Regions from separate parts of the Homo sapiens genome. Here region 2 is linked to region 1. Evidence: read pairs that join two places in POLR2A ChIA-PET (ENCODE). Cell type or tissue: GM12878. All regions are shown on one strand. Each heading gives the region's core, and the rest is flanking DNA. Links, peaks and the distances in the headings are about the cores only.

Region 1 (9,175 bases), core at 671-8,670:
CTGGAGCTGTTCCTATTCGGCCATCTTGGCTCCTCCCTTTTTTTTTTTTTTTTTGAGACAGTCTTACTCTGTCGCCCAGGCTGGAGTGCAGTGGCACCATCTTGGCTCACTGCAACATCCGCCTCCTGGGTTCAAGTGATTCTCCTGCCTCAGCCTCCCAAGTACCTGGGATTACACATGTCCACCACCATGCCCGGCTAATTTTTGTATTTTTCAGTAGAGACGGAGTTTCGCCATGTTGGCTAGGCTGGTCTCGACCTCCTGACCTCATGTGATCCGCCTGCCTTGGCCTCCCAAAGTGCTGGGATTCCAGGCGTGAGCCACCACGCCCAGCCTGGTCATAACATTTTTATGTAGCCTGGGTGACAAAGCGAGACCCTGGATGCTTGGTGGCAGAACTGAAATGGACACCAAAGTCTTATGCCACTGCCATCCTTGCTGCTATTACCGTTTTCTTCTTCTGTCTCTCCTCTTGGCTGTAATTTGGGGTCCCAGGGTGCTATTACATCCTTATTTTCAAACCTAGCTCTAGAGTGGAACTTCCTGACTACCGTAAACCATATTAGATGCCATGGTCTTACCTGGAACAGTCAAGGGTTCTGCTCTCTCAAAATGACATTGCTTGTAGGAAGCTTGTCGCAGTTAGTTCAGTGTCAGAAGGAATTGGTGTTGCCAGACCCTTCCAGGGGGTGGAGTCTTTTTTTGCTATTTATTTTAGAAAATGTGACTAGGCATGGTGGCCCATGCCTGTAATCTCAGCACTTTGGGAGGCCAAGGTGGGAGGATTACTTGAGGCCGGGAGTTCAACACCACCAGTCTGGGCAAGTGAGACCCTGTCTTTACAAATAAAACAACAACAAAAATTATCCAGATGTGGTGGTGCATGCCTGTAGTGTCAGCTACTTGGGAGACTGATGTGGGAAGATCACTTGAACCCAGGAGTTCAAGCCTTCAGCGAGCTGAGATTGCACCACTGCACTCCAGCCTAGTTAACGGAGTGAGAACCTGTCTTAAAAAAAAAAAAATTGGAAAATGCAACAGTAAATGAAAAAAGAAAATCAGTCTTAACCCTCAACTTCATTATGTTGTTGATGTTTTGGTACTTTTCCTCCTAGTCATGGTGTGTGTGTGTGTGTGTGTGTGTGTGTGTGTGTGTGTGTGTATCTCTGTTAACCATGTGATGACCGTGCTGTTCTCACCAAAGACACTAAACTTTATTTTTCATGTTGTAAATTATTTGTAAACATACAGTTGATTCTTATTATTCCCAGTAGTTGTATTCTATAAAGTTGCTATGAAGACTGAACCAGTGCTCCTAGGGGAAGTACATGGTTAAGTTGCTTTGAGGCTCTGGTCACACATTTTGTTTTTGAGATGAACTGTTGCTCTTTTGCCCGGGGCTGGAGTGCAGTGGCGTGATCTTGGCTCACTGCAACCTCTGTTTCCTGGGTTGAAGTGATTCTCCTGCCTCAGCCTCCCAAGTAGCTGGGATTACAGGCATGTGCTACCACACCCAGATAATTTTTGTATTTTTAGTAGAGAAGGGGTTTTGCCATGTTCGCCAGGCTGGTCTCGAACTCCTGACCTCATGTGATCCACCCGCCTCGGCCTCCCAAAGTATTGCGATTACAGGCATGAGCCACCACACCTGGCCTGGTCACAGCATTTTTATCAACTGATCAACACATAACCTGGTTTTATGTCTGTTCCTGTTTAAAGACACCTTGTTTAATGTATGCAGTTGATTCATTAACATTGAATTCACAGCCAGCAGCACTGTAAGCCATGCCTGAATGAAGCATCTCTAACTCACAAATTATCTCCATACGGCACATCACAGCCTTCCTGTGCTTAGGAACTGTCGGCAGTACCACTTCAGCACTGTGCTTGGGGACATTTTAAACAATAAAATCAAGTGGAAAAAAAGGCCGGGTGTGGTGGGTCATGCCTGTAATCCCAGCACTTTGGGAGGCTGAGGCAGGTGGATCACTTGAGGTCAGGACTTTGAGACCAGTCTGGCCAACTTGGCGAAACCCCATTTCTAGTAAAAATACAAGAATTAGTCGGGTGTGGTGGTGCGGGCCTGTAATCCCAGCTACTTGGGAGGCTGAGGCACAAGAATCGCTTGAACCCAGGAGGTGGAGGTTACAGTGAGCCGAGATCACGCAAAAGAAAGAAAAGTGGAAAAAAAAATGCTAAAAACATGGCAGTAAATAGACAGCAAAGAGGATGCTTGTTTACGGTGTGAGATCTGAGGTCCCAGCTGTTCGACTTCAGCTGAGATTATGCACATTAGGGAGTGAAATTATTGGCCTCTGCACGTGTTCATGAATGATTGTGAAAGCACCTCAAGTATTGACTTTGGGGTTACAAATAAATTTTAGTGCGTAGATGAATTTCCAAATACGGAATCTGCAGATAACGAGGCCTGACTAATTTCCAATGACTGCCTCTATCCCTTCTAGTAGAGGTACCGGAGTAAACCGACCTCTGCTAGTTTTTGGAATGGTGAGGGTGTGTACTTTCAGTGGCCGAGTGTAACTTCCTCCTGCCTGCTTTTTCCTAGTGTGGAAGCCAGCTCTCCAGGCCACGGAAGTCCTCTGAGCAGCCTGTTACCTTCTGCCTCAGTGCCAGAGTCCATGACAATTAGTAAGTACTTTCGCAGCCCCCTCCACCAGCTCTGGGATGACTTCTGGCCCACGTCTCATGGCGGTGCCTTTGTGCTTCTAACCCTGTGACTGTGGGTTCACGTCAGGTGTGTACGTCCCTGGTTGTAGACTGGAGGTGTGGTACGTGCTTGTGGATATCCAGAACCGTGGTTAATGCGTGGCGCTTGGGCGTGTGCGCGCTAAAGGGCGTGCCTCAGGATGGAGCAGCCTTGCCGTAGACTTCTGTGGTTCCAGGTTTTGGGGTTTGCCTCCCATAATGCAGTTAGCTACAGAGGACCTATTCTAGTTGGATTTCCTTTGTAACTCTGAAGGACTCATTTTTGTAAGTGAAGAAGAATATGTCTCTCCAAGATGATTAAACTTTGCTAATGATCAGGCTTCAACTGTTTCCAACTTTACTACCTAGAAAAAGTATTAGAGATATAGCAAGGAAGACTAGGTTTGAATGGCTTTGTATAACAAAGAATAAACCAACTGTTATGTAAACTGACGGGTGCTCCTGGTATCTCACTGGTGGCTTGAGCCAGCATTTGTCCCATGGCCTCCCCTGGAGGCAGAGGGGGCACTTGTTCCCAATTAAAAAAAAAAATTAGCTTTTGTTGCTAAGGAAGGAAGAAGGCGTTTGGGAGGCACCTAGCATTTTCTGATTCAAGGGTGAAGCAGGAAGTGAGCAGACACTATGTAAACCAACAGTTGGTTTATTTTTTGTACACAAAGCCATTCAGACCTACTCTTCTTGAAGTTCCGGTGGTTAAGGAGATGTGATGGAAATTTCTCTCTATCCAGAGGTAGATGGGCTGGGGCTGGTATGTGGCTCCACGGCCATCAGAGACCGGGACTCCTCCTGTCTTGCCTTGTAGACCAAAATAGCCATTTTAGCTCCAGCCATTTCATTCTCATTCCAGGCGGCAGGAAGGAGGAGAGAGCAGAGAGACTTCGTCTATTTCTACATATAGGATTCAGGGGCCTGAGCTTGGATAGGGAAAAAAATTACAATGTTTTTCATTTAGCTCTGGGTGAAATATAGTATTTTCTTCAATCATGATCATTCTATTTTGATGTAATTGGTTTCCTTTGTGATATGGTATGTTTTATATATTTTAATACATTTTCCTGAATAGGAGCCCATGGTTATTCCTAGATTACAAAATGGGCTCTTGGTACAAAAACGTTGAAGCTCCCCCGACCTTCACTAGAAGGTGCTTACAGTATACCACTCGTGTCTTGGGCCAGCATTCATGTCATGGTCCCCCTTGGCTGCAGAGGGGGCAATTGTTCTTGATAAAAAGGAAATTAGTTTTTGTTGCTAAGGAAGGAAGAAAGAGTTTGGGAGGCACCCAGCATTCTTTGATTCAAGGGTGAAGCAGGAAGTGAGCAGACACCGTAAGGCTGCTGCGTGGGAACGGCTGGCCGCACTTTTTGTATGTGAGCATGTGTGGTTTACTGTGGCGCTGCTCAGCCCTGAACTCCGCTGAGCAGGTGTTAATAGATCACTCAGTCCATGGGACACAGGGTGGGTGAGTATGTAGCTGGCTGCTTTTCACCTGTCAATCTTTTGTTTACCACAGTACTGTTACTTACCCTATAGTTTACTTTATTATTCATTTTTATTTATTTATTTTTTTGTAGAGTTGAGGTCTCACCATGCTGTCCAGGCTGGTCTTGAACTCCTAGGATCAAGCGATCCACCCGCCTCAGCCTTCCAAAGCGCTGGGATGACAGGCATGAGCCACCGTGCCCGGCCTACTACAGTTTACTTTTTTTTTTTTTTTTGAGACAGAGTCTTGCTCTTGTCTCCCAGGCTGGAGTGCAATGGCACGATCTCAGCTTACTGCAACCTCCACCTCCTGGGTTCAAGCGATTCTCCTGCGTCAGCCTCCCAAGTAGCTGGGATTACAGGCCCACGCCCGGCTAATTTTTGTATTTTTAGTAGAGATGGGGTTTCGCCATGTTGGCCGGGCTGGTCTTGAACTCCTGACCTCATGATCTGCCGGTCTCAGCCTCCCAAAGTGCTGGGATTACAGGTGTGAGCCACCGTGCCCAGACTGTAGTTTACTTTTAATGATGCACTTAAACAAATTGAATTCCTTTATTTTTTGAAAAAGGAAGCTTTATCTCACTACTGTAAATGGAGAGTCACTATGAGTTAACGAAACCAGCAGGTCGCTGTAAAATGAAGACAGTGGAAGGAAACTATTACTAAGTGTGCCTGGCGTGGTTGCCTGCCCTGGGTTCCGATTGATACCCACTCTTGTTGTTCAAAAGAGAGATGAGTGCTGCTTCTTTTTGGCCCCGGCCTGTGGCAAGTATCTCAGTCTTCATACTGCTGGGAAGCTCTGTAACCACCAGCAAGACCAGAAGTGGGGTGATCAGCAGTGCAGGAAAGCCCATTTGGGTGCAGTCCCCGCACCTAGCCCTTTTGGAAGTGCTTCTCCAAAAGGGAATTGTGCCGGAAAAGTAGGGATTGAAACCAAACAGCCACATCCTGCCATCAGGATGCTCTTTATGGCCCCACTGACCAAGAAATCACAGCTTCTGTACTCAGTGATGACTGCTTGACTTCAGTTGAGGACAACAATGAAGTTCTGTAGCCAGGCGTGGTGGCAGATGTCTGTAATCCCAGCTACTCGGGAGGCTGAGGCAAGAGAATTGCTTAAACCCCGGGAGGTGGAGGTTGCAGTGAGCCGAGATGGCGACACTGCACTCCAGCCTGGGTGCCAGAGCGAGACTCTTTGTCTCAAAAAAAAAAAAAAAAAAAAAGAAAAGAAAAGAAAAGAAAAAAAAAGCTAAAATAAAAATTTCGGGGAAAAAAATTTAGGGATAAAACCTTGGTGAAGTTCTGATTGCTGGATTTGGTCACAAAGATCATGCTGTTGGTGACATCCCTGGGGTCCGAGTTAAGGTTCTCAGAGTAGTCAGTGTAGCTCTCCCTTGGTCCTATGCAAAGGCAAGAAGGAAAGACCAAGATAATACATTTTGATGGTGAAAACACAGTAGAAATATATTTTTATAAGCCAAAGGCAAAGAGATGTGTCAGCGAGTCACATTAGGTGTTGAGGCTATCCTGTTACTGAACTGATGGTAATGGAGAGGACTGAGGATGAGAAAAGAAGCCACTCCTGTGACTTGCTGGGATCTAACGCCACATCGCTTCCCAGCACCTATGATTCTGTCTCTGTGTGGGTGGCACCGTGGTGTAGATGGACAAGACTTGACTCTGGCTGTGAGGCACAGCTACTGTAAAGAACACTGCGTTTTGATTTATGGGCATTTTTTTTTTTTAAAGGACAGCAGCCCCGAGATCATGCCTGCGAGCCTTTGTAGGCACCGTAAGTAGGGCTGCAGGCATCCCTGTGTGCCCTGGCAGGTGTCTGACATTCTGTTTCCCAAGAGTTCCTGCGGCCGGGGCTGAGGTCCCAGCATCTCAGATAAACACGGTTTGCTTTGTCAGCTGCGTCTCAGGTCCACATAGAGCATGGTGTCTGGGCCTTCCTCAGCCGCTTTCTGTCTTTGAGGAAGTCACTGGCCTTGCCTGTGCATTTTCAGTGATGACATACATGCCCTTAAACATGCTCGAGTTAGGCCAGTGACAGAGGCGTAGATTGTTTTTCTTGTTTTGACTCAGACAATTTTTTAGAAACTATATCATTTTATTATTTGGCATTTTGAGCAAGTTTGGGACATATCCAGAGCTTATACCTTGAATCTCTGAAGAAAAAAATGTCACCATGTCTGCATTTGAGCCTTGATACTTGGTAGAAACGTGGTCTGTGGTTAGGATTGTGTGTGGGTGGCTGGGACAAGGGGCTTCTGTCTTCTGCGGTGCCTGTACCTTTAGGAGTCTTCAAGGACAGTGCTGTTGTCTACCCTGGATGTCATCCAGCACAGATGAGGGGTCAGGAATCCTAGAAATTTTGAGCGAAGGGTGGTTTTCACTTGTGTTTTCCCACCCTGCCATCACCTCCTGTGTCACATGCAAGAGGAGTAAGAAGAGTGGGTCTGTCTGGGTGTCCGGGGTATTTGCTTGGGCTACCATAACAAGGGGCCACAGATAGGGTGGCTTCAACAACAAAAACTTATTTTCTCGGCCGGGCACGGTGGCTCATGCCTGTAATCCTAGCACTTTGGGAGGCCGAGGTGGGGGGAATCACTTGAGGTCAGGAGTTCAAAACCAGCCTGGCCAACATGGTGAAACCCTGTCTCTACTAAAAATACAAAAAATTAGCATGGTGTGGTGGCTGGCACCTGTAATCTCGGCTACTCGGGATGCAGAGGCAGGAGAATCGCTTGAACCTGGGAGGCAAAGGCTGCAGTGAGCTGAGATTGCACCACTGCACTCCAGCCTGGGCGACAGAGCAAGACTATGTCTCAAAAAAAAAAAAAACCCCTCAAAACTTATTTTCTTACAGTTCTGGAGGCTGAAAGACCAAGATCAAGGTGCCAGCAGGGTTGATTTCTGGTAAGGCCTCTTTCCTTGGCTTGCAGACAGCCACCTTCTCTCTGTCCTTATGTGGCCTTTCCTCTGCAGGCACATCCTGGTGTCCCTTATCTCTTCTTATAAGGGCACCGGTCCTGTGGGATCAGAGCCCCATGCTTATGACCTTATTAACTTTGATTACCTCATTAAGGCCTTGTCTCCATATAAACTCCGATTGGGAGTTAGGTCTTCCACTGGTTCATTAGGGAAGGGATGCAATTCAGTCCATAGCATGAGTTGTCCCAGGAGTGAGTGTCGCAAATGCCGTCCCAGTTCAGATGGAGCATCCCATTGCTGCATGTGAAGCACCTGAGATTCTCCTCTAGAGCAGTCACTGGACTCTTGGAAACCCCAGAGGAGCTTGGCAAAGAAACTCATCAGCTCTGCCCCACAAAGCAGCGAATGCTTCACTCACATCCCGCCAAGTGGCTTCCCTGGCTTCGTGTAATAATCTGTGGAGGTGGCTGCCTCTGTACTGTAATTGAGCTAGAGCTAGGTAATTTAATCCTCAGTGCCTGCGGATAATTGTGAAGTCTTCTATCGAGCAACCTTTCCCTCTCAGGTATCTCTGAAATTGCAAAGGGTGTTTTGTCCTGAGGCATTCAGAGGGACTGTATTCTTGTGGTTATTTACTACTGAAGAGAAGATGGTGTATCCAGACCCACATGATTGTTCTCCTACTGCAAGGCCCTCTGGTACTTCAGAAAATACAAAAGCCTGTTATGAAAAAGTTAATTTTTTTTTTTTTTTGAGACGGAGTGTTGCTCTTATCGCCCAGGCTGGAGTGCAGTGGCACGATCTCGGGTCACTGAAACCTCCGCCTCCCGGATTCAGGCTATTCTCCTGCCTCAGCCTCATGAGTAGCTGGGATTACAGATGCCCGCCACCACACCCAGCTAATTTTTGTACTTTTAGTAGAGGCAGGGTTTCACCATGTTGGCCAGGCTGGTCTCGAACTCCTGACCTTGTGATCCGCCCACCTCGGCTTTCCAAAGTGAAAAAGTTAATTATTTAGCAAAGCAGTAAAGACAGTTTGGAGCAAACTAAAACACCCATAATTCTGCCTCAGGGATGCCTTGCATTTCTGCAGGTAGGTTCCCAGTTCTTGTTTCGGGCACACGGAGCTGTACCTGGGGTTGGAGTTGCAGCTGTGCCTGTTGCTCTCGGGAGGCCATGTGCCCTCAGGGCCGGGAGGGCACACTCGGAAGCTCAGCTGCCTGGGCTCAGGTTCCAGCTGAGTGGCCCCAGCCCCCTCAGTACCGTGTCCTTATCAAGATAGAGTGACAGGATCAACACCCAAATCATGGGCGGCCATGAAGATAACTGTGATGTGCTTAGAACAGCATCAGGATCAGAGTTAAGAGTCAATAAATAGGCCGGGTGCAGTGGCGCACACCTGTAATCCCAGCACTTTGGGAGGCCAAGGTGGGCAGATCACTTGAGGGCAGGAGTTTGAGACTAGCCAGGCCAACATAGTGAGACTCTGTCTCTATAAAAAATAAAAAAAATTACCTGGATATGGTGGTGCGTACCTGTATTCCCAGCTAATTGGGAGGCTGAGGCAGGAGGATTCTTTGAGCCCAGGAGGTCAAGGCTGCAGTGAGTTATGATTACACCACTGCACTCCAGCCTGGGTGACAGGGCTAGACCCGTCTCAAAAAGAAAAAGAAAAAAAAAAGAAATCCCCAGGGCAGTGAGTGTCTTCTGTCCCCTCTGGGCCCTTTCCCCTTGTCTGAAGTCACCCGCATGGCCAGTGGCTTTGCTTTTCTGCCTCCTCTTCTGTCAGCTCTTACCACCAGTTCCTGACAAACCCTCAAAGCAAACTTCTGGAATGCTATGGGCTTGTTAAGAACACAGCAGGTCCGAGGAGAGTGGCATTTGATTTGTTTTGGAGGCCCCATATTCCTTCTCCACTCTTCTTCCCTTTCCTTTTGGACGGCGTCTCGCTCTGTTGGCCAGGCTGGAATGCACTGGTGTAATCTCGGCTCACTGCAACCTCCGCCTCCCAGGTTCAAGTGATTCTACTGCC
Region 2 (9,175 bases), core at 647-8,646, 540 kb after region 1:
TGTAGCAGTCATTCCTGCTTCTCAGACTTGTACCCACTGCTCTTTAAAATAGCCATTCGGAATTAGCTTACACTGTGGTCCAACCCTAGCCAATAGGGGAATGACAGCAGTAGAGGCTACCTGTCTCAGAAATAAGAACCCCTTCCTCTCCCTTGGTTCAGCTGTGCTCTCGCCATTGCTCCATCTGTAAGTCACCCTTCTATAGAAGTAAAATTGCCTTGAGGAAATTTTCAAGTGCTATTTCTTTTGTGGCATCAATAATTTTTAAGTGTTATTAATCTGTTCCCTTAACCAGAAACATCTAGAGGCCAAGAATAGCTACCAGTCCAGAATGCCGCCTCCCAAGTTCCAGCCTCATTTTCCTAGCCCTCATTCAGGACGGAGTTGCTCTGGTTCGAATGCCTCTGATAACAGACCCAAGAAGTTTCTTACTCATTCCCCCGTCTCCCCAAAGCCCACCCCCGCTGCTTAAAAAAAAAAAAAATTCACTGGGCTACTACATGGTGCTTGAGGTTGAAGTCTTTGAGCCTTGAGATTGTCATTTCAATGCAAATGTTTGTAAATTAGATGAAAGTCACAGATCAAGCCAGATAGAGGGGGAAGAATAGGGGATGTAGACCTTGGCCATGCTCCCAAGGAGAACGGCGGCAGACCAGCAGATGTTAATCATTAATCCGACAAACATTTCGATGCCTCTGCCCTTTGAACTCAAGGGCTGAAGGACAGGGACCAAGACAGGATGCTTGTTCCTTTTCTTTCCACGCCTTCCACCACCTCTTTGTTAAATATAGTGAACTCCAAGTTTCTCTTCAAAGAATCATTATGTCAGTATGTTCAGCTCTCTCATTCTTTGTTCTCCATTTTAACGTTTTTTGTGGTTTTCCTTCACCCCCTTGCCTCTAGATTCAGTGAGCAACTTTCCCACCAGTTCTAATCAGTAGTTCACATCTGTTCCACTGGTCACCTGCTTTGACCTGAGTCACCCTGGTCACCTGCTGTGTCCTGACTCATCCTTAGTCACCTGTTCTGTAACCGTCTTTCCTGCCAAGCTACTCACCCCCACCACTCCGACTCATACCCCTGGCTTTCTTTAAAATAGGCAATCGGAATTAGCTTAGACTGTGTGGTCCGACCTTAGCCAATAGGGGAATGACACAGCAGTAGGGGCTACCTACATCAGGAATAAAAACCCCTTCCCATCCCTTGTTCAGGTATGCCCTCAGTATTGCTCCACTCACGAGTTGCACCCTTCTATAGAAGTAAAAGCTGCAGAAAGTTAAATTTACATTTCAGTGCTATTTCTTTTATGGCACCGATTATTTATAACATCTTGGTCCATGAGAAGCCTTGTGACAGCCACTGTGTTTGGAATCCACTCTCCAAAAAGAAAAGCATCGTGCTCAGGGCCAAAGCTGCAATCATGCACGTGTGCTCTCCTTGGGCACATCGTCTCTTTTCAGACAAGGTTATGCATTATCAGTTTATAACTTGAAATCACAGAAAGAGAACGTTGATTCTGCAGTAACAGTAAGTGTTTAACCGTGTATACTAAAATCTTCATGTGAGAGTCGCAGTTCTCTCATGAATATACCTTGCATTTCACAGTCAGCCAAGTTGGCTCAAGACTCAGGGTAATAAACTCTAAATTACGGTAAGTCTTTAAGTTACATTGAAAAAACCACCAAAAAAAAGAACTTAAAGTCAGAAGAATGGAACCATTTGTCTCTTATCTACCTAGGACCTGGAAGCCCACCCCGCCCCTCCCCCACCGCGCCGTCGAGTCCTCCCAGCTTTGCTTCAAGTTGTCTTGCCTTTCTAGACCTGCCCCGTCTTTCCAGACCGAACCAATGTTCATCCAGCACGTATTGATGGATGTGTTATGTCTCCCTAGGAAGTGTAAAAGCCAGTTGTGTTCTGACCACCTCGGGCACAGGTCGTCAGGAACTCCTGAGAGTGTCACAGACAGGTGTGTTCAACTTTGGCAAAATAAACTTTCTGGATTAACTGCAACCTGTCTCAGATTTTCAGCATTTACAGATGTACACATGCTCACTCTAGAGCCTTTGCTCTTGACCCCTGGGTGCCCCTGCCTTTCACAGACACCTGTGTGCTTTCTGTAGGCAGATCTAGGGAATTCTCTGGCAAGAAAGCATTTAGGAACCTGCCCAGGCAATTCAGTGGTCAGCCAATATGGGGACTGGGAGTTAAATACTAGCTCTCTGCTTTTACCTACTAGTTACAACATTAAGTCGCTACAGAACACCCTCAGTTCACCTCTTAGTGTATCCTTTGAAAAAGGATACACTAATCTCTTTAAATGCATGACTGGTAATCAAATCAGATAATGCGTGTCAAAGCCTTTGAGTTATGATATGCACATATAATCCATTATCATAGTTCTAACAAGTACTTATCACTGGAAAATAGTAAGAAATCTTATTTTTGCCTAAATGGGGCCATCCCCCAAAGTATAAGAGAACCTTGTTACAGAAGATTTAACTACATTGAACGAGTCAGACCAGGCCTGGTGGCTCATGCCTATAATCCCAGCAATTTCGGAGGCCAAGGCACGAGGATTGCTCCAGTTGAGGAGTTTGAGACCATCCCCGACAAGATAGCAAGACCTTGTCTCTACGAAAGTTTAAAAATTAGCCAGGAGTGGTGGCATGCACTAGTAGTCCCCAGATACTTGTGGAGGATCACTCGAGCCCAGGAGATCGAGGCTATGATCTTACCACTACACTCCAGCCTAAAGCATAGGGTGAGACCGTGTGTTTAAAAAAAAAAAAAAAGTTGGGGGGTGGGGGGGTAACTCAGCATTGGAGATACCAAATGACTTCAGAAAATCCTTTTCTCCCATAAAGCAGAAGGGCCAAAGACCAGAAAAACATTAAAGGAGAAGAACCAGAAAACTAATAATACGGAGGACAAAAAAGAATGACGAAACCAATCCTTTCCCTAGTAATTGAAACAATTAACAAGGATATAGCTGAAGTAACTTGGAGCTGAAAATACTCATTTCATGGATCAGAAAGCATCAACAGAACAGGTGAAAGGAGATCTCTAGCTTGGCAAAGTTCTTATATAATCCTGCATATATCCAGGATAATAAAATGTTAACCACAATAGGCCGCAGTTTTTTTTAAAAAAATCCAGAATAGAACAAAGTTTAAAGGATTGAGCCATGACCTAACAATTTTATGCCACACGAAGCTACTGGTCTCATGTTTAAACAAGACATCATACAAGAAAGAAGAAAAAGTGACACTAACTCAGCCCTCTATATTAAAATGTGACATAAAGCTTGAATAGATATACTAATATCACCCTGCTCTAAGAATTAACCTCCGGTCAATAGCAACTGTATTAATAGCCTTAAGATGTCCCCAAGTATAAAGAACAAGAGACTCATGCTATCGTTTTTGGGTGGTGGGGATAGGGGAAAGACAGGGTCTCCTCTGTTAGCCAGGCTGGAGTACAGTGGCACGATCATGGCTCACTGCACCCTCAACCTCCCTCAACTCAAGGGATCCTCCTACGTTGACCTCCCCAGGCTTGAAAGATCCTCCTCTACACCTCAGCGTCCTGAGTAGCTGGGACTACAAGGCTGGTCTTGAACTCCTGGGCTCAAGCCATCTTCTCTCCCAAAGTGCTAGGATTACAGGTCTGAGCCCCTGCACCCCTCCCATTGCTACTTTTCAAAATTGCACTTGAGGTTGTAGCTTATGTAATAAGAATTTTAAGTAGCAGGGCGATACAAAATTGCAGTTGTTTACACATTATTCTCCAAGCTAGAAAATGGTCAGGAAACTGACATTTACTTTGAGCAGGGTAGTCCCATACTGTATCAACGTAAAAACGAACAAGTCAAATATACAACACAAAGCTTTTTAGAAACAATAGCCGCAAAGCTAAATCTTATTTTAAACGATCTATATAAAACTAAATTTTCACTAAATGACAGACTTGTATCACCCTCAAAGACTGTCAGTCAATTCTTCCCAAATTTTATGAACGTAATGCATCACAACCCTTGTTCCGTATGTCAATTCTTTGTAGAATTTGACCAACTTATTCTGAAACGCAGAAGAGCTAGGGCAGTTTTGGGAAGGGAAAAATAAAGGGAAACTTTGACCACTACAAACAAGAATCATATTACAAAGCTCTATGAAACCAGGGCAGGAATACATAAACCAAAGAATCAACACCCAAGTAGAGACAAAGGTTTGACAGAGGTTAAAGCGGGTATTTTCACATGAGCAGAGCAAGACTCAGTCTTAAAACAACTGCCTGTGCATCCAGAAAAACAGTACATTGGAACACTTGTCACACACAAAAGTGAACTTTAGCAAATCCTCGAACTATTTGAATAATGAAATACAATTTATAGACCTTGCACTATTAGACTTACAAATAAGTTTTTCAAAAACTATAGAAGAAATGACTGATGACCACAGTGAAGTGTTGAGGTTCTGCATGACAAAAATATGAACAAAGTAACACCAACATTCCAGAAGGTATTTGTAACTTACAGCAAATTGTTAATGACAAGGGTCCCCAAACCCCAGGCCACAGACCAAGAAACGTTCGTGGCCCATTAGGAGCAGGTGACACAGCAGAAGGTAAGCAGCTGGCGAACAAAGCGTCTGTATTTACAGCTTCTTCCCATTGGTCACATCACCACCTGAGCTCTGCCTGTCCATCAGTGGCAGCATTAGATTCTCACAGGAGAATGAACCCCTATTGTGAACTGCGCGTGTGAGGGATCTAGATTGCGTGCTCCTTCTGACAAGGTAACTAATGCCAAATGATCTGTCACTGTCTCCCACCTCCCACCTCCAGATGGGGCCGTCTAGTTTCAGGAAAACAAGGTCAGGGCTCCCACTGATTCTACATTATGGTGAGTTGTGTAGTTTCATTATTATGTCATAATTTTAAAGTACACGAGAAATGTAAGGTGCCTGAACCATCTCCCAAACTGTCCTCCCCTCCCACCAACCCCATCTGTGGAAAAACTGTCCTCCACACAACCGGTTTCCTGTTGCCAGAGTTTGCTGACTGCCAATCTACAATGTATGTGCTTTAGAGAACACCCCTTTTGTTTTTTACATTGGCTGAAACTGGTCAAGAAAATAGGCTTCTCTCCCCAAGGCCTCCCCATTTCCCAAGAAAATGAGATACTAATCAAAAAGTGGATATAAATAAGCAATTCACAGAAAATGCACTCACTGACCATATGAAAAGATGTTCACCTCATCAGCAATCAGGGGGCTATAGGTTAATGAAGTATTTCTAGCTATTAAATCACCAAAAGCTTAAATATGATCAGGTGTTCTCACACCTCACTTGTGGTCCAATTCCTATAACCGTTTTGGAGAAAATTTTGACAAAGAAATATGTGCATGCCCCAAGATGGAGCCACCATCAGTATCTCCGCTTGAAAAGCATTTACCCAAACATCAAGATGGCCTGGCCAGGGGCCTGAGCTGTGTGTAGTAAAGAAAAACAACAGGAAACCACCCAGATCGCGTCCAATTGATAGGATGGTTGTGTAAACTTTTATATATTTGGACCATAATAAACCAAGCAGTTAGAAAATTTCTCCGAGTATACTGATACAGCTGAGCTGCAAGCAGCGAAAAAACCAAGTTGCTGAATGATATGTACATGATACAGTTTATACCTAACAGTTGCTGAAAGCATAGATGTTAACGCATAGGAAAGGCCTGGGAAAGTGCACATGAAACTGAACAAGATCTGCCCCAGGGAAGGGGGAAGGAGACTGAGTCCTAGAATCATGGTAGGTGGTCATGGTACAGTGGGTAGCTAGTCAGACATGAGCAGGGAAGCAGCAGCCCCCATCCCCCCACCACCACCAGGAATGCCAGGGCACTACCAGGTCATGTTCTGGCAGTTGTTAATGGTCTGAAATAATTGGTCTCAGCCAGTGCCAGGGAAAGGCAGGCTTACAACAGATAGACACACCTGAGGGCGAGCACAGTTGCTCATGCCTGTAATCCCAGTTTGGGAGGCCGAGGTGGGTGGATCATGAGATCAAGGGTTTGAGACCAGCTTGGCCAACATAGTGAAACCCCGTCTCTGCTATAAATACAAAAATTAGCCAGGCATGGTGATGAACTCCTGTAGTCCCAACTACTCGGGAAGCTGAGGCAGGAGACTCGCTTGAACCCAGGAGGCAGAGGTTGAGGTGAGCTGAGATTGTGCCACTGCACTCCAGCCTGGGAAACAGAGCAAGAATTCGTCTCAAGAAAAAAAAAAAAAAAAAAAAAAAAAAAAAAAAAAAGACACCCTAAACTGGTCATCAACAGCTTACCAGTAAGATCTCAGGAGCTGGGCAAGTGGGCTCAAACATGCAGAGAGGCAAAATAGCAGAGTTTTAAACACTCGACTGGTAAGAGAAGAACACCTCAAGTGGGCTTGTGCACAGCTTCAGTAAGCACACTGGGCATGCTCCACTCCTAAGTGCTGACAGGCCCTGCACATGTGGACAGCCCACCCCAAGGGAAAAAAAAAATCAGGAAAGGGACCCAAGACCCCAGAAGCATGCCAACATACAAACCCATGTCAAAGATCAGCCAGTGCCCATCATCTCTCAAGTCACCCACTTGGCCTCCTTCCAAGTATACTTTACCTTCCTTTCATTCCTGCTCTAAAACTTGCCTTGGGCTTTCCTTCCACCATATGCCCCCTGGGTCAAATTCTTCTGGCTAGGTGCTGTCTCATGCCTGTAATCCCAGCACTTTGAGAGGCGGGTGGATCACTTGAGGCGAGGAGTTTGAGACCAGCCTGGCCAACCTGATGAAACCGTCTCTACTAAAAATACAAAAAATTAGCCAGGCACAGTGGCATGCACCTGTAGTCCCAGCTGCTGAGGCGGCTGAGGCAAAAGAATCGCTTGAACCGGGGAGGCAGAGGTTACAGTGAGCTAAGATCACGCCACTGCACTCCAGCCTGGGCAACAGGCTGGACTTTTTTTTTTTTTTTTTTTTTTTTTGACTCCTACCACCTCCCCCCACCCAAAACAAAAAAAAAAACCAAACACCTTCTGCAGGTGTTTACATTTGCTGCTATTAAAAGACTTTAGTCACACCAACAATCTTAAAAATCAAGACAAAGGATGAACCAACTGAGTAAAAACCCATTTAAAATAGAAATCTGTTTTGTCCCCCAGCTTTCCCATTAGTTGGATACTTACTTTACACTGCATTCTAAAAGCCCAGATGAGATCATCACCCAAGCAGTAAAAATGAAAGCATCAAAAAGGGTTCCTGAACATAGAGAAAATAGTTTATCTTTAATAAAAACCTTAACTTCTTTGTATCAAATAACAGAAGCCAAAAACCCAAAGGCAGAGAAATCTAGAAGAGCATTAAGTACATATGTAATATAGAAAGTTCTACAAACCAAGGTAGAAAAGACCAAGAATACTGTAATAAAATAGGCACACAATTTCCAGAATTAAACCAATAGACCCAAGAACATGTCTGACCTCACGTGGCAGGGAGAGAAATTAAAACAAATGGTAGAACATTTTTTTGGCTACCAAAATGGTCCAAATGAAAAAATAATGTTGACAAAGTAGGATGAACCATTCCCAGCAGTACTGTCCAAAGAAAATAGATACAAACCATATGTGTATCTTCTAACACTACCAGAACCCATTGCAGAAAGAAAAAGGTGCAATTTTAGTACTATATTTAAACACTATATCAGAAGTATTTCGAGTCACTATAAACATTTACGAGCTATTCACTTTTGGAGGGGTACTAATTCTTTCAAATTTGCCATGTGTCTTAGGCTCCTACTATATCTCAATCCAGATGCAAAATTTTACTACAAATTTAAGTTTCATAAAATTTTCCATTGAGAAGGACATTCATATACTTAAGTTGTTTCCAACATATTTAAGCTTCCCAGTAACAGAATGAGTAACAGGTCTTACAATTTATTCCAGAGTGGTTGAAATACAATTCAATCCAGTTACCTCGGTCACACCAACCTTTTTTGGGAGGTGGTGGTGGTTGTGAAGACAGGGTCTCACTGTCACGCACGCTGTAGTGGCAGGATCACAGCTCACTGCAACCTCCGCCTCCTAGGCTCAAATGGTTCTCCCACCTCAGCCTCTTGGAGTAGCTAAGACCATATGCATGTGCCACCATGCTTGGCTAATTTTTTAATTTTTGGTAGAGATGGGGTTTCGCCATGTTGCCCAGACTGATCTCAAACTCCTGAGCTCAAGTGAATATCCAATCTCAGCCTCCCAAAGTGCTCGGATTACAGGCTTGAGCCACCACACCTAGCCTTGACAACTCTTCAAGTGTATGAAAGCCACCTGTGGCTGGTGGCTGCCATACTGAAGGCTACAGTTCTAGAATAAGTGCACCCGCCCAACCCAGGTCCCGGCTACAAGTGGAGGCAGCTCTTTCCAGAGTTTCCCAAACCCTGATATCACCGTGCTGTCTGATCAACATTCCCTGCGATTTCCAGACTCAACCGTCCTGGCCTCATCCACAGGTGCCTTCCAGGCTGCCCTGTTCTTGCTGTGACTTTTGCCATGAGGCACATAGAGCAGTTTAGTCAATTGCTACCCTCTTCAGTTCTCACGCTGTAAATTGTAAACTATGGGAATAAGAATGATACTTAAAGCAACAGGCTCCTTTTACCAAGTAGACTGCATGCTAAATGCTTTGCATCCTTTGTCATTTGTACCCCTTTCTACTTATATGCAGGAAACAAGCTTAGAAAAGGACATCTTAGGGCCTCATTAGTAAGCAAAGAACCACTTGTCCTTGGAACTGGAGCGAACTGGCCCCAAACCCCATGCTCTCCCCCCTTCCTCACAGTTCTGGCCTAATTGGGTGTGCAATCTCCCTCCCCCAGTCACCCACAGTGGCTCCCAGCACTCCTTGGGGATTTGGGTCAGCGGGACACCGCCTAGGACACTGCTTCTCAGACATTAGGCCAAGATAGCACCAAGAAAAAGGAAACCCCCACATGGGAACCTACCCTTCTCTAGGTAAAGAGCTATTGTGCGCGATGCCTTAAATAGATGCTCATTTAATTATCACAGCTATTTCTCAAGTCAGAACTGTCATCACCATTTTACAGAAAACAAGTGAGTCAAAGGCAAACATCTGGGAAGCTGTGGGGCTAG

What was found. ChIA-PET counts read pairs that join two places held together with the same protein. Peaks named below come from ENCODE experiments on the same cell type or tissue, not always from the same donor. Only the 100,000 strongest peaks of a DNase experiment are listed, where the experiment ranks them.
Region 2: POLR2A ChIA-PET joins it to region 1 with 5 read pairs; 1 of 35 experiments calls an interaction of 5 or more read pairs at or near these places.

Annotation. Positions count from the first base shown.
Region 1 is chr16:12,076,267-12,085,441 of GRCh38, forward strand. SNX29 (sorting nexin 29) reads left to right here. Exons shown (of 21, transcript NM_032167.5): 11 at 2,567-2,649. It also overlaps the pseudogene RPS23P6. Among named protein-coding and RNA genes, the nearest start is that of SNX29, 100 kb to the left of the region's middle. In GM12878, for the core only: no CTCF peak of the experiment used is centred there; a DNase peak (open chromatin) is centred at 4,104; H3K27ac peaks cover 1,339 bases.
Region 2 is chr16:12,612,843-12,622,017 of GRCh38, forward strand. No RefSeq gene overlaps it. Among named protein-coding and RNA genes, the nearest start is that of SNX29-AS3, 6.3 kb to the left of the region's middle. RefSeq lists a cis regulatory region at 1-143 and enhancers at 304-1,503, 634-773, 954-1,113. In GM12878, for the core only: no CTCF peak of the experiment used is centred there; DNase peaks (open chromatin) are centred at 949 and 4,729.